7 separate regions of the Homo sapiens genome follow, and regions 2, 3, 4, 5, 6 and 7 are each linked to region 1. A link is a loop called in an ENCODE intact Hi-C map of the cell type or tissue named here. Cell type or tissue: psoas muscle. All regions are shown on one strand. Region 1 has its middle 30 kb from the start of STRIT1. Region 2 has its middle 320 kb from the start of MME. Region 3 overlaps LOC105374171 (a long non-coding RNA gene). Region 4 holds the start of MME (membrane metalloendopeptidase). Region 5 overlaps MME (membrane metalloendopeptidase). Region 6 overlaps GPR149 (G protein-coupled receptor 149). Region 7 holds the start of DHX36 (DEAH-box helicase 36).

The links. A loop is a pair of places that touch in the nucleus more often than their neighbours do. Peaks named below come from ENCODE experiments on the same cell type or tissue, not always from the same donor. Only the 100,000 strongest peaks of a DNase experiment are listed, where the experiment ranks them.
Region 2: a loop joins it to region 1, with 11 times the contacts of the local background. A loop is called at or near these places in 72 of 110 quality-filtered maps.
Region 3: it touches region 1 in a loop (4-fold over the local background); 26 of 110 quality-filtered maps call a loop at or near these places.
Region 4: a loop joins it to region 1, with 2.8 times the contacts of the local background. A loop is called at or near these places in 14 of 110 quality-filtered maps.
Region 5: it touches region 1 in a loop (4-fold over the local background); 7 of 110 quality-filtered maps call a loop at or near these places.
Region 6: a loop joins it to region 1, with 15 times the contacts of the local background. A loop is called at or near these places in 66 of 110 quality-filtered maps.
Region 7: it touches region 1 in a loop (4-fold over the local background); 66 of 110 quality-filtered maps call a loop at or near these places.

Annotation. Positions count from the first base shown.
Region 1 is chr3:155,321,618-155,325,617 of GRCh38, forward strand. No RefSeq gene overlaps it. Among named protein-coding and RNA genes, the nearest start is that of STRIT1, 30 kb to the left of the region's middle. In psoas muscle, a CTCF peak has its summit at 1,656; no DNase peak of the experiment used is centred here; H3K27ac peaks cover 811 bases.
Region 2 is chr3:154,756,794-154,760,793 of GRCh38, forward strand. No RefSeq gene overlaps it. Among named protein-coding and RNA genes, the nearest start is that of MME, 320 kb to the right of the region's middle. In psoas muscle, a CTCF peak has its summit at 1,658 (motif pointing right); no DNase peak of the experiment used is centred here.
Region 3 is chr3:154,953,396-154,957,395 of GRCh38, forward strand. It overlaps LOC105374171 (a long non-coding RNA gene), which reads right to left. Exons shown (of 5, transcript XR_001740568.2): 2 at 3,544-3,704; 3 at 2,118-2,211. Among named protein-coding and RNA genes, the nearest start is that of MME, 120 kb to the right of the region's middle. In psoas muscle, CTCF peaks have their summits at 1,571 (motif pointing right) and 1,774; no DNase peak of the experiment used is centred here.
Region 4 is chr3:155,078,314-155,082,313 of GRCh38, forward strand. It overlaps MME (membrane metalloendopeptidase), which reads left to right and starts at 2,006. Exons shown (of 23, transcript NM_007289.4): 1 at 2,006-2,153. In psoas muscle, no CTCF peak of the experiment used is centred here; a DNase peak (open chromatin) is centred at 1,618; H3K4me3 peaks cover 3,583 bases; H3K27ac peaks cover 1,553 bases; H3K27me3 peaks cover 841 bases.
Region 5 is chr3:155,180,906-155,184,905 of GRCh38, forward strand. It overlaps MME (membrane metalloendopeptidase), which reads left to right. Exons shown (of 23, transcript NM_007289.4): 23 at 1-2,799. Among named protein-coding and RNA genes, the nearest start is that of LINC01487, 58 kb to the right of the region's middle. In psoas muscle, no CTCF peak of the experiment used is centred here; no DNase peak of the experiment used is centred here; H3K27ac peaks cover 1,560 bases.
Region 6 is chr3:154,333,522-154,337,521 of GRCh38, forward strand. GPR149 (G protein-coupled receptor 149) reads right to left here. Exons shown (of 4, transcript NM_001038705.3): 4 at 1,422-4,000. Among named protein-coding and RNA genes, the nearest start is that of DHX36, 11 kb to the left of the region's middle. In psoas muscle, a CTCF peak has its summit at 1,584 (motif pointing right); no DNase peak of the experiment used is centred here.
Region 7 is chr3:154,322,804-154,326,803 of GRCh38, forward strand. It overlaps DHX36 (DEAH-box helicase 36), which reads right to left and starts at 1,684. Exons shown (of 25, transcript NM_020865.3): 1 at 1,371-1,684. The coding sequence starts at 1,613. RefSeq lists an enhancer at 1,577-1,871. In psoas muscle, no CTCF peak of the experiment used is centred here; a DNase peak (open chromatin) is centred at 1,718; H3K4me3 peaks cover 2,591 bases; H3K27ac peaks cover 1,966 bases.

The sequences.
Region 1 (4,000 bases):
AAGAGGTTTGCAACTTAAAAGGATGCATGGCCTAAAGCCAGCACTGATCACATAGCATGAAAAAATTAAAACCAGGATCTAGTTTCAAATTCTGAAAGGCATTTTAAATGACTGGCTGACCCTGCATTGTAATTTTCATTATTGTTTTCCTACTTCATTCAGAACAGGATTTTGTATTGGGATTTTAAAAGGAATACAAGTAGAAAAAAATCCATAACCATACATCCTCCCAGCCTCTAAAAGTTCTCTTTATTTATTACTTTTGGCTTTTATTCTGGATCTTACAAGGAAAAATTATGTGTATATATATATACACACACACACATATATGTGTATATATATATACACGTACGTATGTGTATATATATATATATGTGTATATATATATACACATACATATATATCCTCTCACATTTCACATTTTATCCTCATTTCCAGACATGATACACTGTTGGCTAACATATTTTCTATATTATCAATAGCAGATTAGCTTATTCCTTGCCTATGAAGGGCAAGTTAAAAGTTCAATGTTAGTAAGAGTCGGTTCACCCTTCACCCTGATCTGTGACCCTAGACAGTGTTCCAGAACCTAACTATCCCTCTAATAAAAAACAATAGGAAAACCCCATGCAAGAGTGAATGGCCTCCTAACACTACTGGAAAATATCTCCAATGACATATGTTCATCTAGAGGCTAGCAGCACCTTCTTTACACACAACAGGCAGTAACACTGACAATTTCTTTAAAACCAGCTGCATTCCATGCCTTTCCCTGGACCCTGGGAATGCAGCAAGGAGAAAGTTAGACCCAGTCCCTGCCTTCTTAGAACTGCATTCTAAATTCTGCTTCTTCCAGCAAGTCTGTTGAAAATTTCAGATAATCTTGATTTCTTTCTTCTCTGAGCTTCTGTAGCACTTAGAATCTGTAACTGAATATAAGACCACTTTATACTGGAATTTTATGTGTTTCACTTTTACTCATTCAGGCAACACTAATCTCCTTTTCCCAATGAGATTATAAATGCCTTGAAATCAAGGAATTTTTTAATTTTCTGTTATACTTAATGCTTAACACAAGAGTGGTCACTCCGATTTAATGTTGCCTTTTTGTTGCTGTTGAGCAGCTAAAAAAATTACAGGTAAAAAAGACTAAGCAATTTTAAATACAATTTTGAGAACTTTGAATAACACAAACTAGTAAGTAATATATTCATACATAAATATTTAATTCACAATCTCTCTATAGTATTAAATGAAAAGCAAATTCTTATCACTGTATACGCATAGGAAAAAGAGACAGATACCAAAATAGTACGTTAAATCATATGAAATTGTGAGTTTTGTTGTCTAGTAGGTCCATACGGTTAAACACAATATAAATTCAGCTTGGTTATAGGTGGAATTAAATTTTCTTCATATTTTAAGGTACTTTATTTTCCTATAGTAAACATTTATTTTTAATTAGAAAAACAATTTAAAATTACTCTGATTTGTTAAATACACTAATAAGGCACTCTTTTTTGAAATCTGTGAAAAGATGATTTGTCCACAGCAAGTCTGACATCTAGCCTTCTAAAGACTTGGTGGGATTTGCTGCATTAGATCCAGCACAACTGTCCTTGACAAGGTGACTATTTGGTGTCTAACACCCTCTAGTGAGCGGATTGCGAACACTCAGTTTATTCTTGTAATTACACTTGAAAACAGAGGACCTCTCCAATTGATGCCAGCATTGTTACTAATGGTTTTTAGTTGCAGAAAATTATGATTATGAGTGTGAATTTCTAAAGGAGCTCAGTTTTCATTTTTTTGTGAGTCAAATGAGTCCAGTGTTTCTATTATTAATAGATACAGCCTTTACCTTCAATTCAATTTGAATTGCAAAGACTCAAGATAAAGAATGGTATAACATTTAAGGACATCAGGATTAACTGGATTATCTACCACCCTTCTAATTTCAATGCAACCAGTCTGTATTACCTATGGCACATGCCACAGGGATAATGCCCACGTGACTGACAGGAACAACCAAGTACATAGCCTAGAACAGGAGAGCTGGGGGTGATCATTAAATGCTACACAATGGAGCTGGGGCCTGTGCCACATGGCTTTCAACGTTAATATTTATTCAGAAATTGGATAAATGTCATTCATTTATATAAATTCAATATAGCCAGTTGGTTCTTTGCACTTTAATTTTTACTCTTCCTTTGAACTAATGCTGTGAGTTTAGATTTATTGTGCAAATTTCAATTTGATGAATTAAATAAATAAATGAACATTTAAAGATATGTATTCATTTACAATCTGAACCTCACTCAGTCCTAAATTTAGTATCCATTACTTTCTGAGGTTGAATTTCTTCTGGTAAAGACCTTTTGTTAGCACCATTCCCAGGGTAATTCCCCTTTCCCCCAAGAAGATCCCAAGCAGCAACTCTTCCTATCTCTTGTTTCTCTTTAAACTGGGAGGGTTCTTTGTAATACAAGCTGCAGGCTGAAACCATCTCACCTTACCTACTTGTATTGGTTCAACACATATTTACTATAGTGCTATTGTAAAAATCTGGATCAATATTCTAGTTCTGAGCAATTATCCTGTAAATCCTGCCAGGTGATGAGAATAAATAGGATGCCGATCACCCAGAGGTTTCCTTTTGGGGAAAGTAAGACCGAGGGAGCTAACCAAATCCAAGCCCCATGCACCCAAATCTTAGCAAGCATAACTATAGCCACCAGTTATCTGGGTGTGTCACAAGACATTCTTTCCTCTCTCTTGGAGGACGCAGTTCCACGGCTTCACCTTAGCATTCGGCTTATGATAAGGAGTCCATGCAACCCCTCCAAGACACATTTTTGTCCCAAACTCTATTCCAAGCTTCGGGTCAAAGCCCTAGGAAAGAAAACTGGATCTAAGGGATCCAGAGGTAGACGATAACAGAGGTTAAAAGGCACAGTGCAGGTGAACATGGCTAATTCCTATTGATTAAGCCAAGCCTCCCATTTCATGGATAAAGGTAATGCTAGTATCCATGGCATAAATGAGGTCTAGGGAACTCCAAGGCTACTGACAGTAGGGGGGGATAGAGACATAGGTGAGAGTGGATAATTCCTATTCTCTAGGCCCTCCCTGCTTCATGGGTGCAGGCCTCTTTGGCACCCATGGGTGGTGGCTGCCAAGGTCGCCAGGACCCAGGGATGCAAGGAAGAAAGAGGGCGCTCTTCCTTCTTTCCCTCACGTACCCCAGGTATTTGCTAGGAAAAGAAGGGAACAAGGGATGTCTGCTCCCCTCTTTCTAGATGGGTAGCCATTCATCTTCAGTCTATACCCCTTTCAAATGCATCCTGAACCCCTTTGAAATAACACCTTCTTTTTTCCTTTCTCCTCCTCTGTCCTCTCTCCACTGATAGGTAACTGTGTCTCCATACTATAGAACACTCCCCTCAGATGCATCCTCCAAACTGGAAAGAGTTAATTTCCCAAACCTTAAACTGGTGGATTTAGGATTGGGCTCAGGGGAAGAGAACCCAGAAGCCCAGCATGCTGGCAAAAACGCAAAGGTTTTTTACCAGTCAGGCTTTTAGCCTCCCTCTCCCTGTGCAAACTGGTAAAAGGCCTCGGGATTTTTTAGCTGTCCTTACCCCTCCCATTTCCCAAAATGAAAATGCTTGTTCATTTTGATACATGTTTTCTAATAATCAGGTTTGTCTCTTTTTGCCCTCAGGCCATCAAACTCCAAATGGTCATGCAACTGGAGCCTTGGATGATGGCCCCTTCTATTGGGGACCTTTAGATAGGCCGCTGAGAGAGATCTATTTTTCCCAAAACAGCACCCCCTGTCAGCAGGAAGCAGTTAAGATCCATCTTCATCCTCATCCTTATTTTAATGGCAGTTAGATGTACTTCTTTAGAGTGCGGGAACCAGACAGCCAAGCATAAAGGGGTCCCTGGAGAAACTCCAACCGGCATGCACACTAGGAGGAGTGCACACTGGGGCGGA
Region 2 (4,000 bases), 560 kb before region 1:
ATTTTTTAAAAAATATAAAGAATAAAGACAATTTAAGAAAAAGAAAAAAATACAGTGTAACTTAATTTTTTTCCAATTATGAGTGATGTTGATCACTTCTTTATATTTAAGAGCCATTATTATTATTATTGTGTGACTATTCTATTTATATTTGTGCCCATTTTTGTGTTGGAATTTTTGCCTTTTTACAAACATTATACAAATCTAAAAAAGTGTATATTACAAAATATACTGGGCAGCTATGCAATATAAAATATACAAAATATACTACTATACTAGTATACAAAATATACTATGCAACTATATAAAATAATATAAAATATACTAGAGATTGAAGCCAAAATAAAAAAGTCTCCCAGCAAAGAAAAGCCAGAGACCCCATGGTTTCATGGCAGAATTTAAATCTTTATTTAAAGAAGAAATAATACCAATTCTACTCAAGCTATTCCAAAAAATGGAGGAGTAGAAAATACTTCCAAACTCATTCTCTCAGCCAGTATTACCCCGATACCAAAAACAAAGACACATCAAAAAAAGAAAACTACAAGCCATTATCCCTTATGAACACTGATGCAAAAACTCTCAAAAACATACTAAAAAAATTAAATTCAACAACCTGTTTAAAAAGATCATCATGACCAAGTGGGATTTATCTCAGGGATAGAAGGGTGATTCAACACAAACAAATCAATCACTGCTTTCATGCTACAACAGCGGAGCTTAATTTTTTGCGACAGAGACCACGTGGCCTGTAAGTCCCAAAATATTTGCTAACGGCCAGGCGTGGTGGCTCACGCCTGTAATCCCAGCACTTTGGGAGGCCGAGGCAGGAGGATCACGAGGTCAGGATATCCAGACCATCCTGGCTAACGCGGTGAAAACCCGTCTCTACTAAAAATACAAAAAAATTAGCCGGCCTAGTGGCAGACGCCTGTAGTCCCAGCTACTCAGGAGGCTGAGGCAGGAGAATGACGTGAACCCGGGAGGCGGAGCTTGCAGTAAGCCGAGATTGCGCCACTGCACTCCAGCCTGGGCGACAGAGCAAGACTCCGTCTCAAAACAAAACAAAACAAAACAAAAAAATTTGCTAACTAGTGTTTTCCAGCAAAAATTAAAAACTACTGTTCTACATCATACCAACCATAGCCAAACTTCAGGAGTTCCAGTGAGGAGTTCATTCTTCAACAGCTGTCTGATGTTTTACATTGCTAAAGTTACACAATTCAGTTTTCATCCTCAGTGATATCAAAGAAAGCAACTGGATATTTAAAGTGCTGATTTAAATAGTGATATTTATGTCTGTGTACAGAAATTAGCATTTAAAAATCATATCTTTCTATTGAATCATAAGCTTCTTTATTGGATTTAAAAAAAAAAAAACGTAAACTGATTTTTATTGAACATACCAGAGTGCATTTATATTTCTGGGCCTGGCTTTCCCAGTGAGCAAAGAGAACAAGTTGAACACCAGGGTCACTCCCCGTATTGACATGTTTAAAAGAGCATTAAACTAAGAAAGACTATTAACAAATGACTTGGAAGGTTATTAGAATTTTTATCCTCTATAATAAAAGTCGATCTTCTCAAGTGTTTATTTTGAGATTCAATTTCAAAGGGTTTTATATAAATAATCTAGAAAGCCGGTTCGTTTCTTGCTGGAAACATTATTGTTATCACTAGAGGGAGCTGGTTTTACATAAAATTAATGTATGTAGGCCTGTATCTAGAAAAAGACAGAAAAGCACTTTGTGGTTCATGTTAAGAAAAAGAACAAAATCCTTTTCAAAATATTTTTTCTGCTAATAAATTGTACTTGTCAAGGAATTATAAACTGAAAGTTTGCTTCAAAATACTGTAATCTCTGTTCCCAAGAGAATTTTTGATACTCTAAATGTGATAGTGGAATAAACATTCTATGGGGGTATCACTTAATTTTCATATAGTAGTATTGATGTCTGTAGTCTTTTCATTGTTCTTTAAATTTATCCTACTTTAATTTTCTTTAAATTTATCCTACTTTAATTTTCTTTAAAATGGAATTTTGTCATTGTATAGTTTGAACAATATGCTAAGCAGAGTTGCAGAGTACAGAATAAGATTTTGGCTAAATTGTCTATCTATTTAATATAAAAGATATAAACATTCTGGTGTTACTTTGAAATGCCTGATTTTCAGTGAGTGCTAAAATGAAAAGAACCATTAAGTATTTGCTTTAACTTAAATACTTTCTTACATGTAAGTACTATTGTATTGATAACTGTCTCAAATTTATGTAAGTAAATTTACATAAATGTACGTAGGTCACATGCAGAGTAAACTTACGTAAGAACCAGATATTCAGCCAATAGCCAATAGCTTTGGCTAACTGGGAACTTACTAAATTCACTGTGTTTCCTTGAGACTTTTTATTTGGAACTCTAACTACTAAGTTTTAAAATAGGGCTAATTCATCTCTCTACGCTTTCTCTGATGCATGGATATCAATGCTTATAAATTATTTATAAATCTCCTTTCAAGTTGAGCAAACCTCTAATTTCAAAACAGGATTGAAATTGATAGAACATGTTTGACCAGGTGAATGGAGTTTTAATCGGTAAATTATTTCAGACAGTGAGGAACCGGCCTTTGTTAACTCATTGACCCATTTAAACCTCTGCCCACCACACACACACAAATTCTTCTTGCCAAATTCAATGATCTACATCAATTTTTAAAAAATTCAGATTATGCCCTTGCTTGATAGCATTTTTATGCTACTAAACGAAAAGATGTTTGGCATTTCTTTTATGTCATAACTTTTCACCTTTAGTCAAGTTTTTAAATTCATAATCTTGAGTAAATATCTGTGTAGCTGTTCTTGAATCAACCAAAGAAAAATAAAAATATTACTGTCTAAGTTAACGAATGTTCATTAGTTGCTCATTAATTATAATTGGACCTACCAATAATGAAGTAGAAAAAAGGGTAAGGATTTGATTTAAAAGACAGTTGTTTTTCTTTCAAAGAAAGAACCAACTGGAAAACAAAACAAATCTGACGATGGCTTTTGTTTCTTACCTATTCTGGTCTCAGTAACCAGTGGTAAACAATGAGGTTTGTTGTTGTGTCTGCTAAGAAGAATATGAACAGATATTACAAGCCACAGTAAATTGTTCAGTGGGTTTTCTCTGTAGAACTTGTTGATTTGAATCATAATGGGGTTTCAAGCAACTTGATAAACCTTTGTCAAGATTTTTAAGTGGAAGAAAAAAAATGATGAAATGTACAACTTGTAGAATTTGTTTTTCCTAGTGTGGTCCCAAATGGCGCCATCCTTTCACTCTCCCAGTGTGCTCTAATGAAGAAGGGACATAGAGGTCATTGAGGTCAACGGCGAATCAGCAAGAGCTGACAAGATGTGATTCTTGGCACTTAGAATGGCTAAATGCCACCAACCCCTCCAGACTATTTTCCAAATATTTTGCATTTTACAAAGACCAAAGACTTTGACCAAACTGTTTCTCTCTCCACTCCATTTTTAGCTCTAAATTTATACTTATAAAGCAAACTCAAACCAGGACTTCTGAATAACACGTTGTTAAGCAGTTTGAAGTGGTATGGAACCTATCCTCAAATTATGTGTAGGCCTCTCAGCCCTTAGAACTGGAAGCTGGGAAGTTGATCACTATTTTCACCTTCTAGTTGGGAGACAGTGAGGTTAAGGAGACCCAACCAAGTTAAATTCAGGCTTTTTTTTAACTTGTTGTCCCTGAATGGAGTTTTGGAGGTCTTTGAAATCTTAGAAATGCTATGTAAATTTTTATGTTATGTATATGTGTGGATATTGCTGGTATATAATGTTCATGATTTTACCAGAGTCTCAAAGGGTCCACAAAAACTTAATATGTTGAAAGCAATTAAAAAAAAACAAAAAAATTATCTTCTGGAAAATGTAAGCTTCTCCACTTAATCTTCACAGCAATTCTGTAGATTGGCTGTTACAGCCAATGGTTAATACAGA
Region 3 (4,000 bases), 370 kb before region 1:
GAGCCCCAGAATGTTTTTCAGTTGAGCATTTCCAGCCATTTAACCTGTCAATAAGAGATATAGGAACTATTTCATTTTATTTATATACCCACCTTTCCCAGAATTAAAAAAAAAAAAGAAGTCTTGTGCTTCATAAAAGGTGTCTATTGAAACAAAACTAAACTCAAACCATAAAGAAACGAATAACATATCCTGAAGAAATTTCCTCTTTCTCAGAATTAAAAAGGCTTCAACCTTGAATTTTCAAAATAAACTCATCTCAGAGCTGCCACTGTGGTTAGTGAAAACTATTAAGCTACAGACTTCGTACTGATGTCACTCCTTCTCTATTCACTACGTGTGACCCATAGCCCTACCCTGTTTCTCTTCTGCTCTCTGCTTTCATAGGTCTCTGTTGGGTCACTTAGCTCAAGCTAAATGGAAAGAGTAGAAAAAGAGGCTTTCTTTAGCCTTCCTGTCAATATGCAGGCATATAACCTCACTGGAATCAGAAAACCTACAGATTATCACACTCCAACTGTCACAAATGACATCAGAACTGAGTTCATGTGAATACCAATTCTAACAGCATTTTTTAAAAATCAGGGCATGCTTTGTGCCCTCAGTAGAAAATGTTAGAAAAAGCACCTGTTGTTACCCCAATCCCTATCCCCATTTTACTTTCACCTTCTCTAGGTGAAAGCACATGTCAGGCATCAAGATCAAAGTCACACTGATAGAGAGCTAACAGAAATAAAAAGACTGAAGGAGGAAGAAAGGATGTTTATTAAATTGGGGGTCAAAAAAGGAGATAAATAGTATTATCTCCCCTCCTGTTTCAAGAAGAGGTAAAACAGGCTGGAATTTGAGAAACTTTTATTAGGTAAAAGGAAAGGATTTTGAAAACCAAAAAAAAAAAAAAAAGTTGATGATGGGGGCAGAATTTCTCGATTGTACTTTTTTAGGTATAGAGTTTTAGATGATGGGCATTTGTCTAAGACATTTTCAAGATTTCAGGAGACTTTATAAACCTGTGGAAGTGGATAGAAAGGTAGGAAGGCAGGTTAGGTGTGCTTTCAAATATACCAAAGAAGACCAAGATTGAGCTTCTAGACTACTGGCTAAAGAATCAGTGGGGGCCTTCAGATGATCTTCTTACTTGTCCAAACAAATTTACCATTAGGAGAAAAGGCAGATTTCTGAAGAATTACTTTGCAGAAATAAAGATATTATCAGGCAAGAAAAGCTACATTATGCTGCAGTGACAAAATCTTATTGACTTAAAGTAATCAAGTCTTGTTTCTTGTTCAATCTATACATTCACCTACTCTGCTCATAATCATTCAGGGAACACTCACCATCTCAAACATTAAAAATTAGAGAGAAAAGAATTATGAAGGTTCTTGCCTTGGCTATTAAATGATTTCCCTGGAAATATCATGTGCTACTTTTGCTCATAACTTATTATTCAGAACCAATCACAGGGCCTCACTCAGACACAATGAGGATGAAAAGTATGATACCATGTGCCTAGAACAGGAGACAGGGGATACATTTAAGAGTACAGCGCTAATAACTACCTCAAGAGGGCATCCTCCTGTTTCTCAAGAACCTAAGCAAGTATAATGGAGTCTCAGAGTCAGAAGAAGAACATTTATAACATGTCTTCTGCTTGTAAGTATGCATATAAAACAGAAGTGGCATAGAGCATAAATAAACTCTAAGCTACCTGATTCCCCCACTTCTGGCATGCAAGATAAGGTTTATAAATACTTGGAGCATCTAGGAAATTGATTCCTCGATATACGATTGATTGATTGATAGCTAGATAGCTAGCTAGAAATGAAGGAGGCTAGACTAAGGGTTAAGAGAAAATTATTTTTCCTTCTTCTATAGATAGATATAGCAAAAATATAATAGAATTTCATTAATTAGGGCTGGAATGGGAGAAATCCACACTGATTTAGTCAAAGGTATATATTATGAAATATATTAAAATTAATTTAATGTTATTTTAAGGAAATGATATTATTGTCAATATTACAAAATATTTAAGAGAAAATATTACACACAAAACCTCAAACAATCAGATTTAGTTCATATATATTGACTTAAATAATAAGGAATGCAATACATACCAAAAATTTGGCATACGTAGTCACAGACTTATAGACCCATTGATGTCTCTACTACCAAGTTATTGGTTTCATGGCCATCCAACTTTCCTTTGGACTAAAAAAGGATTCAGTTAGCTCGCCATAACATTTTATGATAAATTCATGGTTAAACTATACTTTTAAAAGATAACTACTAATTTTAGTTTGAAAACTAATGCACACTTTATCTAAGGTCATAAAAGACACATTGGTCATTGTTATTTATTCTTGCTTTACTCAGGTTTTTGTTGTTTTCTATTGTGAGAGTGATCAATTAAGATTGCAGAAAAAACTCTGAATAATATTACCAAAAAGGGAATATATTGAGAGGATCACAGCCAGTACAGGTGAAAAAGCCTACAATAGGCTTAAAAAAAAATAACACAAACTGGGGAATCAGAAATTAGACTATTATACAGGAGTGAATTGGCTACCACAGGATAAGGGCACACCTATCATTGTTTAGGGTTTTGCATCATTCTCCAAGAGTCTGCATCCTAGAGCAGATGCTATTTAACGTACCTAAAGTTGTGTTTCCATCCCCTTGGTTAGAAAAAGTCAAGATACTTTGATTGACAGGCTTCTTAATCTTGCACACAGTGAAGAGATAATTTCCCAAAAAGGATATGGGATTTTTTCCCAGATCAAGGGAAAACAGCGTAATGAATACTCAATAAAATAGGAAATATCTACTATACTAGAATCTGCTCCTAACAACTTTAAAATTCAACAACATTCTTTTTAGGGGCATATACAAACTTCCTCATATGGTTTGTAGTGGAAACTGAATGATAAAGGACCTTTTATGTCAGGAGTTTGGAATTCTGCCAAGCAGGTTATGAGGTCCTACTGCAGTGATATGATTTGTGTTTGTGTGTTTATTTGCTTAACTACTAATGGAAATGTGTGAAGTGGGTTACAGGAGTAAACCCAAGTATTAATAGAAAGACTAGTTAGGCAGCTGGCAAAAATTTAGTCAAAGCAAAGTTATAGGAACCAAATGTAAGAAAATGTCAGTAGAGCTAGAAAAAAGGGATCTGTATTAATTAGCATTTTGTATACAAAAAAAACCCACAAAACTTACAGATTTAAAACAACTACCACTTATTTAGCTGATTGGTCCTCAACCAGTGAAGTGGGGAAGTGGGTGGGACATTTGGCAATGTCTAAAGACATTTTTGGTTGTCACAGTGGGGGTGAGGATGCTGTGGTCATCTAGTTATTAGAAGCCAGGCATGCTGCTAAACATTTTATGATGCACAGGAAAGTACCACTCCTCCCCAAGAATTATTCAGTCCAAAATGTCAATATTACCAAGGTTGAGAAACCCTGATTTAGCTTAAGAGTCTGCAGGCCATCAGTATGGTTTGGGCTTCATTGGAATTCTGCTGATCTGGGCCAGGCTCACCTGATCTCAACTTGCTGATTCATACATCTCTGGTCGACTATTAATAGCTGGTCAGGTGGGAGCTGGCTAAGCTAAAGGGCTCAGCTGGAACAGCTCCTTTTTGATCCCTTTGGTTTCTCATCCTCTGGAAGAATGATCAGGCATTGTTCATACAGTGAAGGCTACAAGAGATCAAGAAGAAATATGCAAGGCCTCTTGAGATCCAGCCTCAGAATGCACACTGTTGTGTGTCAGTCTCATTCTCTGAGCCAAAGCATGTCACCAAGCCAGCCCAGAATTAAAGAATGGAAAAATAGACTGTATCTCTTGATGAAATGGCTATCAAAAAAAGTGATCATTTTTATAATCTACCAAAGAGAGAATTTTGAAATAGCTAGAATATAGAATCAAAAATAGTTGGTGGCTGCTGGTAAAAGGAGAAAGATAGTGAAATTAAAATTATACTGACCAGAGATCC
Region 4 (4,000 bases), 240 kb before region 1:
GTTGTGAGGACTAAATAGTGTCTGTAAGATGCACAGAGAAAGCGTAAATAGACGTCAATAGCACTTGTTAGGTCTACACACTCCATTTTTCCTCTATATTAATCGAATTATTTAAAGATTGGTTAGCTTTTTGGGGAAATGTCTCTCCATTGTATTCCACTTATTAGGATGAACTACCTTTTCTCCTTGCTTTTCAGCTTTCTCTGCTATGAAAAAGATGGAAAATTTTTTAGCACAAGGGGACTCTTCTCAAGCAGCAAATCATTTTGATATTAAAAACAGATAATTGCAAACCCAGTTTTATTTCAGTATGAATTCCGCAGTGGAGTGTGAATATGTGTGTGTATGTGTGTGTGTGTGTGTGTGTGTGTGTGTGTGTAATTACCTGTGATTCAAAAGAGGAAAGGGATCAGTATTAAAGGTACTTGTACACTGGAAGCAAAAAAAAAAGGAAGTTTAGTTCCTCTGAGCTCCTTGGCAATTATAGCTGCTAAAGGTAGCTTTTACAAAGAAACTGCCTTTGTGCCTAAAGTATTTATTTCCTTGTTTGTATTTACCCCTTTGAGGAGGAATCGCTGTGTCTTGAGTGAAAGGGGTACGCTGCTTGCTTGCATTAAACTGTGAGGGTCCAGGCGCATTACGGCTGATTTCAGTAGGTAGAGCAGACACACTTTAGTTTATTTTTCTCTTTCTCACTCCCCACCCTCAACCTCCGATGTACACACGTTTTAAGATTCCCTGAAGTCAGGAGGTGGGAGCGGAGAGTTTCAGTTCAGATCTTGACATGAGAGTACTTCGACCAAGGAAAAGAAAGGGAAGAAAGAGGGAAGCGGGGTGGAGAAAGCAGGAGCAAGGAAGGAAAGAAGGAAACGGGGAGGGAGAGTAAGAAAAAAGAAAACGAAGGAGGGAGGGAGAGAGGACATTTAAATGAAGAAGGAAGGAAGCTTGGATTCAGGGAGGAAAGGGAGCGGGAAAGAGAGCGAAAGAAGAGCGTGAGAAGAGGCAAGCATTATAGTCTCCGGTCCACAGGGGAGAGATGGAGCCCCCTCAGGACTAGAGAATCCCGAAGAGCCCGTGTATTGTTTTCTTGAAAGCCCCGAAGCTAAGCAATTCTAAAAATGTTTAGCAAAGCCCTTTTGGGAATGGTGAGATGGGGGGTGGGGAGGATGGGACATTTTCATTGCCACCGCCCGCCCCCCGTCTCCCCGGCCCCCTCACATGAAGTGACTGGATTTGGGAGACCTAGCGGAAACCTTCAGGTCACCCAGGGAACTGCTCCTCTCTCTGGTCCTGCAGCGGCGAGGCGGGGTAGGGGGTGGGGGGGGTGGGCCGTGAGAGCGCCGAGACGCGCGGGGCGCGGAGATGTGCAAGTGGCGAAGCTTGACCGAGAGCAGGCTGGAGCAGCCGCCCAACTCCTGGCGCGGGATCTGCTGAGGGGTCACGGTGAGTCTCTGTGGGTGCGGGTCGGAGGGATGCCCAGGTGCCTCGTCGCCCCACGGCCCGGGCGGAGGCGGGTCCGGAACCTCCCCCAAGTCCGGCCTCAGCCTGGAGCCCGCGCGCCTTGGGCGGATGCACGGACTGAGAGGCGCTTGGCTGGGCTCTCAGCCCGCCACTGCCACCCGGCCCCGTGCGCTCATTGGTCGGGATGTGTCGGCTCAGCAGCCTCCAACTTCTCCCGAATCCCACTGGTGAGTCCCAGGAGAGCGAGCTGAGGGAGAAAGGTCCAAAGGGCGCGAGCGCCCAGGGCGCTGGGAGCCCGTGGGACGGGCACGGGGAGGGCAGAGCCAGCCGAGGGGAGCGGCTGCCGGGAGGTGCGCTGAGCAGGGTCCGCAGCTAAGGTCCAGCGCGATCCGAGCGCCCAGGACCCTGCGGCCGTGGAGGAGGCGTGCCCTGGGAAGGAGCCGCTACTGGGACCTGAAGAGTGAGGGGAGGGAGAGGGGCCCAGAGGGTGACCTGGAGGAGGGCTCTGGAAGTCACGTCAGGTTGGCTCTTCAGGTTCATTTCCATAGTTCCCTGCGGCCTCTGCCTTGGGGAGTTATGTTTTGTTACCGAGATCCGCGCTACCAGATTGCACCGGGGCTGATTTGGGGGCTGGGAATTTGCCATTCTGCTGTACAGACACTGATTTTTTTTTCTTCTTTTTAAAAAGCAAGGTTTGTTTTCATTTTGGTTTCTGTCGGATTTTCTCATTTGTAACTCACTTTTCTATTTTTACTTTTCTTAACCGGAAGATCTTTTCATTATCCCACCTCTTCATCTTGCTTTTAACCTGATTTCCTATTATATAATTAATGCTTAAATCTCACAAGGGTTGGTCGGTGCGGGGCTGGTGTGTCCTTTTGTAGATGAAAGTTTAAGACCTCTTAACTGGTTTCAGTCTATTTGTCTGGTTTCAAAATAAGGGTAATTGCAACCAAATATCCCTCTTTAGCTTCTCGATCAAGTCGATTCCTCCCCCATATATGATTCAAATGGCAATTTTATTAAACTGAAAACTAGTACCTGACTTGCAGCGTCAGCATTTGGAAAGTGCTTGTCGGCAAATCGACTGTATGAAGGCGTGTAGCTTCATCCCCTGCCATTTTTGTGGGTTCTAGCACTTTAAAAAATTGTCTGGTAATTTCTTGGACTTAACCCTGTGTCTTTGGTTGTAGAGCAGCACTAACCAGGGGAGTAATATGGTTGGCACTTCGTGTCCAGAACTCCGTATTTCAGGCTGGGAAACACCTAATTAATGTCTGGGAAACAAGAAGATGATTTATCCTGAGTACCTCTGTCCTCAGCTTCTGCAGACACAGTTTAAATATGGAAACTGTTTCTCCTTCTTCCTGTGCCTCAGTTTCCATAGAACAAACTGTAATTGCATAGCACAGCTTCAGGAACCTGCAGATATAAGTTAATGTTATAATGTGCAGTGAAGATGAAAACTGCTTAGCTAAGTCTAAGTCTGTAAGTCAATGAGATTTCCTTTTTAACAAATCAGTTATCCAGGTTTCCTGCTTTGACTGTCTGATATAGTAATGCTTATGCTCAACTGGTATAAGAATTGCTGCTTTACATTGCTTTGAAATTAAGCTTACACTTAAAATAGTAATTTATTCTGTTGGTAATATTGTCGAGCTGAAGTTTGCAGGTTCTTGTTATCTTAGACCTCCTAATTCTCTATTCTCGTCTGTGGCAGTGTCCACTTTTCCGTTTAAACTTTTTATTTAACACATCTTCAGTTGAAGTGAAATATTTTAAGAATACAGGTATGTTTTTGCGTACCCTGCTTTATATGGGACTATAAGCCTCAACTTGGTATTTTTTTTTTTTTTGTATTCTTTTGTTTACTTGTCCCCCTTACTCTTCTCTATGGGATTGGGTGTGGTTAAGTTGGATATTCAGGTATTTGGGGTTTAGTCATATGTTCCACAGTGAGATTCCAGATACTGTCCCCTGATGTCTTAAAGAAAAATTGTGAACCTTCCAGAATTAACTGGAAATGAACGACAAAGTTAATTAGGAGATTAAACTTGCATCATTTCTGCTTTTGCTCAATGCTTTTGAAAAAAGGCTACTAAGAGCAAAAGACTTCCTTTAAGAATTTACAGGGCATTTACAAGAGGGGGAGATGGAGGAAGACTTTGCAGGTGATTCAAAGATTATATTGTTTTGATGCAGCTTCTGTCACTGTCTTCATTTCTCTGTAACTGTTTCTGCAAACTTGGGTGCTGACCCATTAAGAGCCCAGCTGCTTCAGTACCCAGTCTCAAGGGTAAGGAGGAGAAGCCAAGGGAAAGTAACTTACAGGGAGAAAGAAATGCTTATCCACTAGCTTTACTACACCACAAGGCATGGAGTTTCCACAGAGCACCTGTAATTTAACCCTGAGGCTGCCCTGGTTCACCCCTTCGCTTTACTTTACAGGGACACTGACTGTCATTTCTAAGGAAGAACTAAGAAAAAAAAAAGTCCTTTTATACCAGTAAAACATTTCTCTACATTGTCTTCTGACATA
Region 5 (4,000 bases), 140 kb before region 1:
TTTATTTGCAACATTTACAGTCCTTCAAAATCCTTCCAAAGAATTCTTATACACATTGGGGCCTTGGAGCTTACATAGTTTTAAACTCATTTTTGCCATACATCAGTTATTCATTCTGTGATCATTTATTTTAAGCACTCTTAAAGCAAAAAATGAATGTCTAAAATTGTTTTTTGTTGTACCTGCTTTGACTGATGCTGAGATTCTTCAGGCTTCCTGCAATTTTCTAAGCAATTTCTTGCTCTATCTCTCAAAACTTGGTATTTTTCAGAGATTTATATAAATGTAAAAATAATAATTTTTATATTTAATTATTAACTACATTTATGAGTAACTATTATTATAGGTAATCAATGAATATTGAAGTTTCAGCTTAAAATAAACAGTTGTGAACCAAGATCTATAAAGCGATATACAGATGAAAATTTGAGACTATTTAAACTTATAAATCATATTGATGAAAAGATTTAAGCACAAACTTTAGGGTAAAAATTGCCATTGGACAGTTGTCTAGAGATATATATACTTGTGGTTTTCAAATTGGACTTTCAAAATTAAATCTGTCCCTGAGAGTGTCTCTGATAAAAGGGCAAATCTGCACCTATGTAGCTCTGCATCTCCTGTCTTTTCAGGTTTGTCATCAGATGGAAATATTTTGATAATAAATTGAAATTGTGAACTCATTGCTCCCTAAGACTGTGACAACTGTCTAACTTTAGAAGTGCATTTCTGAATAGAAATGGGAGGCCTCTGATGGACCTTCTAGAATTATAAGTCACAAAGAGTTCTGGAAAAGAACTGTTTACTGCTTGATAGGAATTCATCTTTTGAGGCTTCTGTTCCTCTCTTTTCCTGTTGTATTGACTATTTTCGTTCATTACTTGATTAAGATTTTACAAAAGAGGAGCACTTCCAAAATTCTTATTTTTCCTAACAAAAGATGAAAGCAGGGAATTTCTATCTAAATGATGAGTATTAGTTCCCTGTCTCTTGAAAAATGCCCATTTGCCTTTAAAAAAAAAAGTTACAGAAATACTATAACATATGTACATAAATTGCATAAAGCATAAGTATACAGTTCAATAAACTTAACTTTAACTGAACAATGGCCCTGTAGCCAGCACCTGTAAGAAACAGAGCAGTACCAGCGCTCTAAAAGCACCTCCTTGTCACTTTATTACTCCCAGAACAACAACTATCCTGACTTCTAATATCATTCACTAGCTTTGCCTGGTTTTGTCTTTTATGCAGATAGAATCAATCAGTATGTATTCTTTTGTGCCTGGCTTCTTTCTCTCAGCCTTACATTTGTGAGATTCCTCTGTATTGTGCTGATTGTGGATCTTTTCATTCTCATTGCAGAATAATGTTCTATTGTGGGACTTATTACAATTTGTTCATCCTATTGTTGATGGGCACTTGAGAACTTTCCATTTTGGCGCTATTACAAATAGTGCAACTATGAATGTACTGCATGTTACCATCTTACTTGAGCCTTTAATGGACTTATTTCTTCAAATCCTTCCAAAAATTATTATAAGCATTGAAATTATAGTTTCAAGCCAACTGTGGATACCCTTACCCTTTCCTCCTTTATCACAACCACCGTTACAAGTATACTTATATTTCCCTAAAATACATTTAAAACTTACCTAAGTGACATTTGTAGTTGGAGTAATAGGAGCTTCCAGCTCTAATAAAACAGCTGTCTCTAACTTATTTTATTTCCATCATGTCAGAGCAGGTGAAGAGCCAGAAGTGAAGAGTGACTAGTACAAATTATAAAAAGCCACTAGACTCTTCACTGTTAGCTTTTTAAAACATTAGGCTCCCATCCCTATGGAGGAACAACTCTCCAGTGCCTGGATCCCCTCTGTCTACAAATATAAGATTTTCTGGGCCTAAAGGATAGATCAAAGTCAAAAATAGCAATGCCTCCCTATCCCTCACACATCCAGACATCATGAATTTTACATGGTACTCTTGTTGAGTTCTGTAGAGCCTTCTGATGTCTCTAAAGCACTACCGATTCTTTGGAGTTGTCACATCAGATAAGACATATCTCTAATTCCATCCATAAATCCAGTTCTACTATGGCTGAGTTCTGGTCAAAGAAAGAAAGTTTAGAAGCTGAGACACAAAGGGTTGGGAGCTGATGAAACTCACAAATGATGGTAGGAAGAAGCTCTCGACAATACCCGTTGGCAAGGAGTCTGCCTCCATGCTGCAGTGTTCGAGTGGATTGTAGGTGCAAGATGGAAAGGATTGTAGGTGCAAGCTGTCCAGAGAAAAGAGTCCTTGTTCCAGCCCTATTCTGCCACTCCTGACAGGGTGACCTTGGGTATTTGCAATATTCCTTTGGGCCTCTGCTTCTCTCACCTAAAAAAAGAGAATTAGATTATATTGGTGGTTCTCAGCAAGAGAAGGAGTATGTGTCCAATGCTGCCTTCCCATGAATCTGTCTCCCAGTTATGAATCAGTGGGCAGGATAAACTGAAAACTCCCATTTACGTGTCTGAATCGAGTGAGACAAAATTTTAGTCCAAATAACAAGTACCAAAGTTTTATCAAGTTTGGGTCTGTGCTGCTGTTACTGTTAACCATTTAAGTGGGGCAAAACCTTGCTAATTTTCTCAAAAGCATTTATCATTCTTGTTGCCACAGCTGGAGCTCTCAAACTAAAAGACATTTGTTATTTTGGAAAGAAGAAAGACTCTATTCTCAAAGTTTCCTAATCAGAAATTTTTATCAGTTTCCAGTCTCAAAAATACAAAATAAAAACAAACGTTTTTAATACTATTGCTTTTATGCCTAGTCAACTCTGTTCCAAACTGCCAACTCCTGTGTAAATCTCTACCCCATTTATTTCTTGAAAAATATTAAGATTAAATGGAGCTTTTATCTCTGTAGTCTTGCATTTCCCACTAGCTTCAAATTGAATTTTTAGAAAATGAATGATATAAGCTTTGTATCCATTATGTCCTTGTTTTCCCCACCCTTTTTCAAAGATCACCATGACTTTCTGATTGGATTTTTTTTCAAAAGTGAAATGGCCATCAAATGTTATATGGAGTCACTAGCATAATCAGATGACTTAGGCAAAAGCCAAAAGTAAGTGTCTTTATCCACAGTCTCTAGTCTGAAGAAGTTGACCATTTGGTTGGTCAAGTGGACAGAGGAGTCACATCTGACTGGTGGTCAAACTGGCACATGTTTATCGCATTCTAATCTTTTATCTAACAATGGTTTCTTAATTTCTGCTTCTTTGTATTTTGCATTTCCTCTAAAACAGTGAGAAACACTACTTTCACTTTCAACCTCATAGACAAAATGTTGTGCTTCTATTTTGCTTGACAAAACAGATCTTCTCAGTTGTACAAAGGAAGTCTGGCAGAAAAATAATCATTGGCTCTTGCCAGAAATAATGATGAGTTTCCAACTTGGGGAAGTATAGAAAGACTGGAAAGACTAATATTTATGATAAATGTTTATACTCTGGATTTTCCTTCTACCCAGAAACTGACAATTTTGCGGGTATTAGGCATATTAGCATCCCATTTCACTCTTATAAATACACTTGATAGAATCTCCAATCTGACATTTATGCTATATCCAGGAAGACAAATGGAGCCAAGTATCTGTATTATCGTTTTACCTTGGTGTAAATCCTTCTTACATGCTATGAATGCTCTATGTCCTCTGACATACTGCATCAAAGATGTAATGCTAAGACGTATGGCAGCTTTATAACACCAAAGAAATAGGGATTCAAACACTAACTAGGGCTGGGTGCAGTGCCTCACACCTGTAATCCCAGCACTTTGGGAGTCTGAGGCAGGAAGATTGCTTGAGCCCAGGAGTTCAAGACCAGCATGGGTAACACAAGGAAACCCCATCTCTACAAAAAGTAAAATACAAAATTAGCCAGGCATAGTGGCACATGCCTGTGACCCCAGCTACTCGAGAGGCTGAGGTGGAAGGATCGCTTAAGCCCAGGAGG
Region 6 (4,000 bases), 990 kb before region 1:
TCTGTGGTGGTCTTTGTGTCTGTACAGTCTTTGACCCTTGCAATAGACAATCATTTTTGAAATGAGATCATGTCACTTTTTTGCTTAGAACCCTCCAATGGTTTTTCACTTCATTTAGAACAAGACTAGATGTTCATACCTGGTCTGCAACGCCAGTTTCCTCCTGCCATTATCTGTTTGCCTTTATCTCCAACCACTCTCTACCTCTCTCACTCAGCTGCATTCACATTGACCTCCTTAATGGTTTCACAGATTACAAAAGGCACACTCCTACCTCTGGATACTTGCTGTTCCCTTTGCTGGGACTATGATTTCCCTAGATAATCACATAGCATGTTTCCTCACTTTATTTGAGACTCTGATGAAATGTTACTTTATCAGTGAAGGCTTTTCTGACTAAATTATTGAAAAAAGCACTCTTCCCATCTTTGTCCCTTTATTCTAATTTTATTCTTTGGCCATTGTTACCTCTGGTCCCTATTTTCTGTCAACACACTTAATACCAGCATACATATATATGTACCACACACTTATCACTACCATATGTATATATGTAAATATATAGTAAAGAACTTAACCTATCCAAAGAGAGGTTTGGCCTTTGTCCTTGGCTTTGGGGGAGGTAATTTCTAAGCCCTTGGAATGTCATAGCCGAAAATAGTATCTTTGTTTGTCTGGGGGCCTTGGACCAGCAGATAGTAACAATGTGTTTTTGAGAGGGGAGTTTTGGGCATTCTGTATCAACTTGGCCTCCTGGAGAGCCAGAAAGAGATATCAGTCATGTGAGTAGTCAACCATGCTTACCCTTGCTCCTACCATGATGCAGCCCCAGGAAGGACTCTGGACACCAAGGTTCAGTTGAGATTTTCTGCTTGGCAGTAGTCTGTGCAAGGTGTCACACATCGTCGCCAAAGAAAGTAATGCCGTCCATGACTCCATGGGGAGAGTACCATAGAAGTTCCACATTTACAACTTTTCCTGGACTTGGCTCTATGACCTCTTCTCTAGGCTGATTTTATTCTGTATCCTTTTGCTGTAATAAACCATAACCATGAGTACACAGTTTTCTATGAATTCTGTGAGTCCTTCTAGTGAATTATTGAAACTAGCAGTGGTTTTGGGAATTCCTTGAATTTGCGATTTGTGTCAGGAGTGAGAGCAATCTTTTGTGGACTGTGTTCTCTGACTTTGTGGTTGTCTCAAACTCACAGTAAATGTAAAAACATATATTTGTTTTGTTTGAGTTTTGTTCAAAAGTTATAAAACCAAGTATCTAGAACAATTTTTAGTATGTAGTAGTCATTTATTAAATATTAGAATGAAGAAATGAATGAAGGTAGCTGAAAAGTATAAGAAATTAAGAGAAAATCGATTTGTAAAATCCAATATTATAGAACCACATCAAGAAAAGCTTCCAAAAAATGCATAACTAAGACTCTTTTATTATATTTTTAAGTAATATTGTGCCATTTGCTATCTTCAAAGAGTTGCCTCTGTCAGTCACAACTCTCAGAAGTCTTAGGGATTATATATTAGGTGTTTATACTATTTGGGAGTCTCGGGGATTACGTGTTTGCAGTTTATAGGAGTCACCACCAGATGGTGATATTTTTATTAGGTAATAAGTTTTTGCCTTCAGATACATCAATTTATAGAGAAAAGAGAAAACTATACAAAATATAGTATTTATTAATAAGAAGAACAATATAACTATACAAGGGTAAGGTATTTGGCTATATCACAAGATATCTAGAAAGGTATTTCCTCTACTAGAAACACACTTTTATAATCAATCACTCTAAAGAGTAAGCAGACTTAAGTAAACTTATGTAGTTTAACCTTCTCCTCCCTTAACAAGGATTTGGAGCGTCATTCATGCTTAGGCACAGCTCTAGTAGATTTTTCTTGTATATTCAGCTATTGTTGGCTTGGAGTTTGAAGTGTTACAGGTTAGTAATATGGTGCTGATTAGCCTTTCAAACTAAGACTTTGGGCTAAATAATACTGGTGTTGTTTCAATGCAGCAGAATTTTTATGTGCATCCATTATACAGTTAATTCAACAACCAAGGGCAATTAAATGGGAATATCCTAATTATTTTTCCAATTCCCCCAGTTTAAGCCCTTGTCCAGTTAAAATAAAATGAGACGGAAAATGGGTATTATTGTCTTCTATCTATTTCTTAATGCTCTTTAAACCTTGATTTCTGTTATAATCTCCATCCCATTCAAATTGCTGTGCAGTTATAAAGAATTTGTTTGCCTTCAAATCTTTGCTATTTTCTTCAGCTTTATTATGATCCTGTGTCTAATTTCCTTTTTGCCTGAAATTGCATTTTAAAGCAGCAATATCACCTTTCTCTTTCAGAAAATTATACATCTAAGTTTAAGATATCAAAGCCTATCTTCTACAAAGCATTATGAGAATATTCAATTCAATTTTTCTTTTATAAAGACATTTAATGCTACTGATTTATAATATCTGATTTATCTGTCCATTTGTCACTGTGTTAAAATAGCTGTTAATATTGGTGATACAGTCTTTTAAAATAAAATATATTTGTAACGAGAATACATTTGACTTTGAATTTATATGTTACACATTATTTGAGGCTTGCTTTACAAACATTATTAGTGGTAATACATATGTTTCCCAAATTTAGATAACTAGATATTGAGAAGTTAAAGATTGAGAAAGTCCATTGAGATAATTATTTTGAAAATGACTCATGCTTGTGGCAACAAAAGATGAAACATTCTGAAAGCCGATGTCAAGTAATTTTGAATTCTAATTCAACCTAATAAAACAGAAACCAAAATAAATCATTCTAAAACACAATTCATTCAATCTGTAAATAAATAAATAAAGTATGTGAGTGATGTGAGGGGCACAAAGTCTAAGACTATGTAAAGTGTCAACTCAGTAACTTTGGAAAATAAACTTTTAGGTAATACATTTCATATATGTTTACAGGAAGGTTAGAATAAAGCAATTTGAAGGAAAATCACTTTATAATTTTTGAAATACATCTTACTATTATTCTGCCAAGGTGATTCCTGCATTTTTGCAATGTAATGCATTCTAGAATTATCTTGAAATGTATACCTTACAATCACTTAATAAAATAGGTTCAACTGTTTCTTTGAGACAACACGTCTTTAGAGAAGAAACAAAAAAGCAGCTAAACTTGATATAATATTTGAAGTAAACTTTTCTATTTCAAGAATGACTAAGAAAGGTTGCCCAATCCTCAGCTTTAAAAACAGATACTTTTGTTTTAGACTTAGAGGATTTTGCTCTGCTGTATCCAGAAGCCTACCATGTTTGGATGTACCTCTCATAACTGAATCTGCCAGTATTTTCTCCCAATTTCCACTCAAGTTAAAAAAAAAAACAATTTTAGGATAAAGTATACAATTACACAATTACAACTTTTTTCCAATAATGTTTGAGTTAAAGATACTTCTAATTCCACCTCTAACACACAATATATTTGTTTTATGGGACAGTCTTGACATACTGAAAAGATGAAAGGAAAACTGTTATAGGTAAGAAAAAAAGAAAAAACAGTAAACAATTTATATTTGGTAGAAATGAAGGAAACAACTATTTATAGACTAGGAACCTGCGTGTTTCTCAGTTGGAAGCTAATTTTTCATTTTACAGAAGAATGTAAAGCTAAAGCAGTAAGTGTAATAAGCTTGTTTTGCTAGCCACATTTAGGCAAGTTCCTTCAAATATAATTTGGGGTTTTGTTACATTTCTTCCATTCCCAGAATTCCTCTTTTTTCCCCTTTGCAGTAAAGGCCAACATTGTATATAGAAACATATGCATGGAACAGTATATTCACTGAGTTTATACAATTTTCTGTTTACTAGGAAGTTGACAAGCAAAAACATTGGTAAACTAGGCCAAGATTTGATTTAGAAAATATTTTTTAGAAGTCAGATAAGAAGTAAAATCTTTTCATTACCACAGTGTGTGATCTTTAGGTAACAC
Region 7 (4,000 bases), 1.0 Mb before region 1:
TAAAACCTTGTTTCAAACAGAGCCTTAATAAATAAAAGTTGTAAAGTTACTTAGACGTCCGTATCCTGATTTTCAAGCCAGTATGCCCAACGAAAAAGTTAATTTGGGGCTGTAAAAGAAATGGATTTGTTTTTTAAAGAAAAGTTTAAATTATGAAGATAAATGGATAAGGCCCCCAAAACACCTGAATGAACATGACATGGTTAAAAGAAATAAAAAGAAATGGAACGGTTTAAAAATAGTAGTCTAGGCCTGGCGTGGTGGCTCACGCCTGTAATCCCAGCACTTTGGGAGGCCGAGTTGGGTGGATCACCTGAGGTCAGGAGTTCGAGACCAACCTGGCCAACATGGTGAAACCCCGTCTCTACTAAAAATACAAAAATTAGCCGGAGGTGGTGGCGGACGCCTGTAATCCCAGCTACTCGGGAGGCTGAAGCAGGAGAATCGCTTGAACTTGGGAGGCGGAGGTTGCAGTGAGCTAAGATCGTGCCACTGCACTCCAGCCTGGGCGACAGAGTGAGACCCTGTCTTAAAAAAAAAAAAAGTTGCCTAAATGATGATCTAATTACACTCTATAATACATTTTATAAGGTGCTTTTAAAAAGTCACCAAAGGCCTATACTAAGAAAGTTCCTGCTTAATGATAAAAATTATTTTTTATTAGAATTTTATTTACTAGTCACTCGGAGAACTTTGTTTCCCTTACTACAGATCTTTAAGACACAAATCAACCTGACAATCACCTGAAGAGAGGAGAGTAAGCCAAATCATCTCTGGAGATTCCTTTCATTTTCCTTTTCAAAGAGAATCTGCTCATCAATAGAAATTTCTCCACCCCAACATAAAAAACAAAAACCTAGGTTTGCAGATAATTTTAACACTAATAATAAAAGCTGGACTATTTTTCTGAATGATCCACATCCAAAACAGTGTCTGCCTGCTTTTGTTCCGCGCAAACCTATCTCAAATGTAGAAAGGTCGCTATGTGCTTCTTCACCAGGCAAAGACCTTAAAGTGACAATTATTATTCTAAGGGAAAGGACGGCCAGAGATACGACAACGACACTCCTAATAAAGTTAATTTCGGTTGGAACGTGAACTTAACATTTGCTTTGTCACAGTTCTCAAGTCCTTTAAGCAAAGTATATATTCAGCCTGCATAAATCCTGCCTGTTTTTGGTCAGATGAGCATGGCTAATGTTACGCAGTACACCCGCTACGGGGAGCGCCAGCATAATATATTTGCGCCTCATTTACATTTCACAAAACACGTGCATCACTTAAGAAACAAAACCAAGAAAAAGGGGGCAGCGGGAGAGAGAAGAAAACCTGTGCTGCCTCATCCTCTCCACTACTGAATCCGAGATTACCTCTTGCCTCTCCGCTTCCTTGTTCTTCTGCCCCTGTTTTTTCGCGTACCACATGCCGATTTCGCGGCCTTTCAGGTGCCCGGGATGCCGGCCCCTGCCGCCTCGACCACCCCCTCCGCCGCCGCCGCCTCCTCCGGAGCCTCGGTTACCTCCATGACCCCCTGCTGGCCCCCCTCCATAGCCCCCACCGGAGCTGCGGGGACCCCCATCACGGCCCCAGTTCTGATGGTAGTCATAACTCATTGTCCTGGCAGACTACAACCCGTCAGAACCAGCAACCGCTGGAAATGGCGTCCGGGCCCGGAAGCCACTGTGCGCCCACTTCCGTTTTGCTTCCGTAGCACCGCACAAGAGGGCGGGCCATTTAGCGTCACAAGCAGTGGTTTCTGGTGACGTCACGGGAGGACGACCCCGGTGGTCTGGAGGGTGGCAGGGATCAGGTTCTGTCTGAGCCCCCGAGTTGTTTATCTTTGTACCTCTGGAGCAACAGCCAGCCAAAGGCTCGTAGATTTTCTTTCCCTAGGCCCAGCAAGTGAGCCAATAGCTTTTGGTTTTTACTTTCTTATTCCTGGTAAATCCGCAGTTTTTTTGCACTTAGGTCCTAGGGTAGTAAACGTTGATTGAAACAAAAGAACCCTTGGATCAATTCGCCGTCTTCTAAAGAAAAGTCTCTAAAAAATGAGTTCTTCTAGTCTTGAAAACAGCCTGACAACTATTCAAATATGTAATTTAAAATCCCCTTACCTCCTTGAAAGTGTTGTCACTATTTAGTACGTTTATCCAATAGTGTTAAGATGAGCGTGTCTACCCAAATTCGGTGCAGAGCTCTTAGGCAATGTAAATAAACTACTTTGAAGATTCATGTGTTCATATGAAGCCACATACTGTTTATTAACCAGCACACTGAGTGTTTTGTACAAGCTGTTCTTGAATAATCAAGTAATTGGGCCACACAGGCTTGGATGTACACCAGGAGATATCCAGCTCATGTTACAGTTAACTGATGTAAAGGTGCTGGGAATACTCACTGAACAAAGCAAGTATGGCATGAGCTTTTATTTGCCTACAGTCTTAAGGGAAAGACAAAGGCTATCTTTGTGCAGTGAATTAAGAAAGGGAAATGCTGTATGCCAGGAAGGGGTCTACAATACACCATTGTGGCCTAAAAATTATTTTGAGCAAAGACATTTGAGTTTCTGAAATCTACCTGTCTAAATGCAGAACCACACGGAGGAATTCAAATCAAGCTCCTCCCTGGGAGGGAAACCCAGGAAGACTGACTCTTATCACTGGAGGTTAGAAGCTGGCAACACACTTGAATAGACATTGTCACAAAGCTATCATATCTGGCATCTGTTTTAAGGTGTCATTTATTTTTACTAAAAGTCATTTGTTTTTTCCATACGTGCTGTTTTCCCCTTTCCTTCCCTTTATAAGATGGTAGATAAGTCAGAACTCTACCTCCCTGAATCACCTTTTTCTGTGAACTCTATTATGTATGTGGTTAAGTCTGTCTTTTCTTTTGCTAATCTGTTTTGTCACTTTAAGTCTGGGGCCTGCAAACACTGAATCTAAGAAAGTAGACAAAAAGTATTTCCTCCCTAAGAGCCAAGAGATACTACAGCAAAAGAATTTAATTTTGGAGTTAGGTGAGTTATGCAACAACTTTTGAGATAAGTAGACTTTTGCCAGACTAATGGGCAGAAGAAAAGTATGGCAGGTGAAAGGAACAATGTGTAAAGACAGATAATGATGTGAGACATCGGAGAACTTAAAACAACTACCCTGAATCTTAAAGCCTGATGGGGAAGGCCAAAGAGGTAGATAGGGGTCTGATTATGGAAAACTTATGTGCCACTTAAAGAACAGTGATATGTTTATGCAGAGCAGTGGTTATTTTGACTGCTTCAATTGGAAATAAATAGCGGAGACAAGAGTGGATACAGGGAAACTAGTTAATGTGATGTAGGGGAGGCAAAATGGGATGACAGGGCATTACATGTGGAAAGAATTGGAATCAGGAGACATTAGAAGATAAAATTACTTAAATTTGATGATTCATTGAATGTGGAGAATTGGAAGGGTTAAACGACTCCAAGTTTAAGATTTGAATTATTAACCCATGGGGAGGCACATTGTATCCTGAGATGAGAAACACAGGACAAGGAACATTTTGGGGGTGAGGGGCAGGGCAAGTTAATGTGTTTTATTTTTACATGTGGACTTTGAGGAACTTATGAAACATACAAATGGAGTATCTAGAAAGCAGGCTGTAAGAGTTAAAAGCACAGAGGCCAGGTGTGGTGGCTCACACCTGTGATCCCAGTACTTTGGGAGGCCAAGGTGGGCAGATAACTTGAGGCCAGGAGTTTGAGACCAGCCTGGCCAACATGGTGAAACCGTCTCTACTAAAAATACAAAAATTAGCTGTGCATGGTGGTGCATGCCTGTAATCCCAGCTACTCAGGAGGCTGAGGCAGGAGAATCACTTGAACCCAGGAGATGGAGGTTGCAGTGAGCCAAGATTGTCCCATTGCACTCCAGCCTGGGCAACAGAGCTAGACTCCATCAAAAAAAAAAAAGAAAAAAGAAAAGTTGAAACGTTAAAAGTACAAAGAGAGTAGACTGAA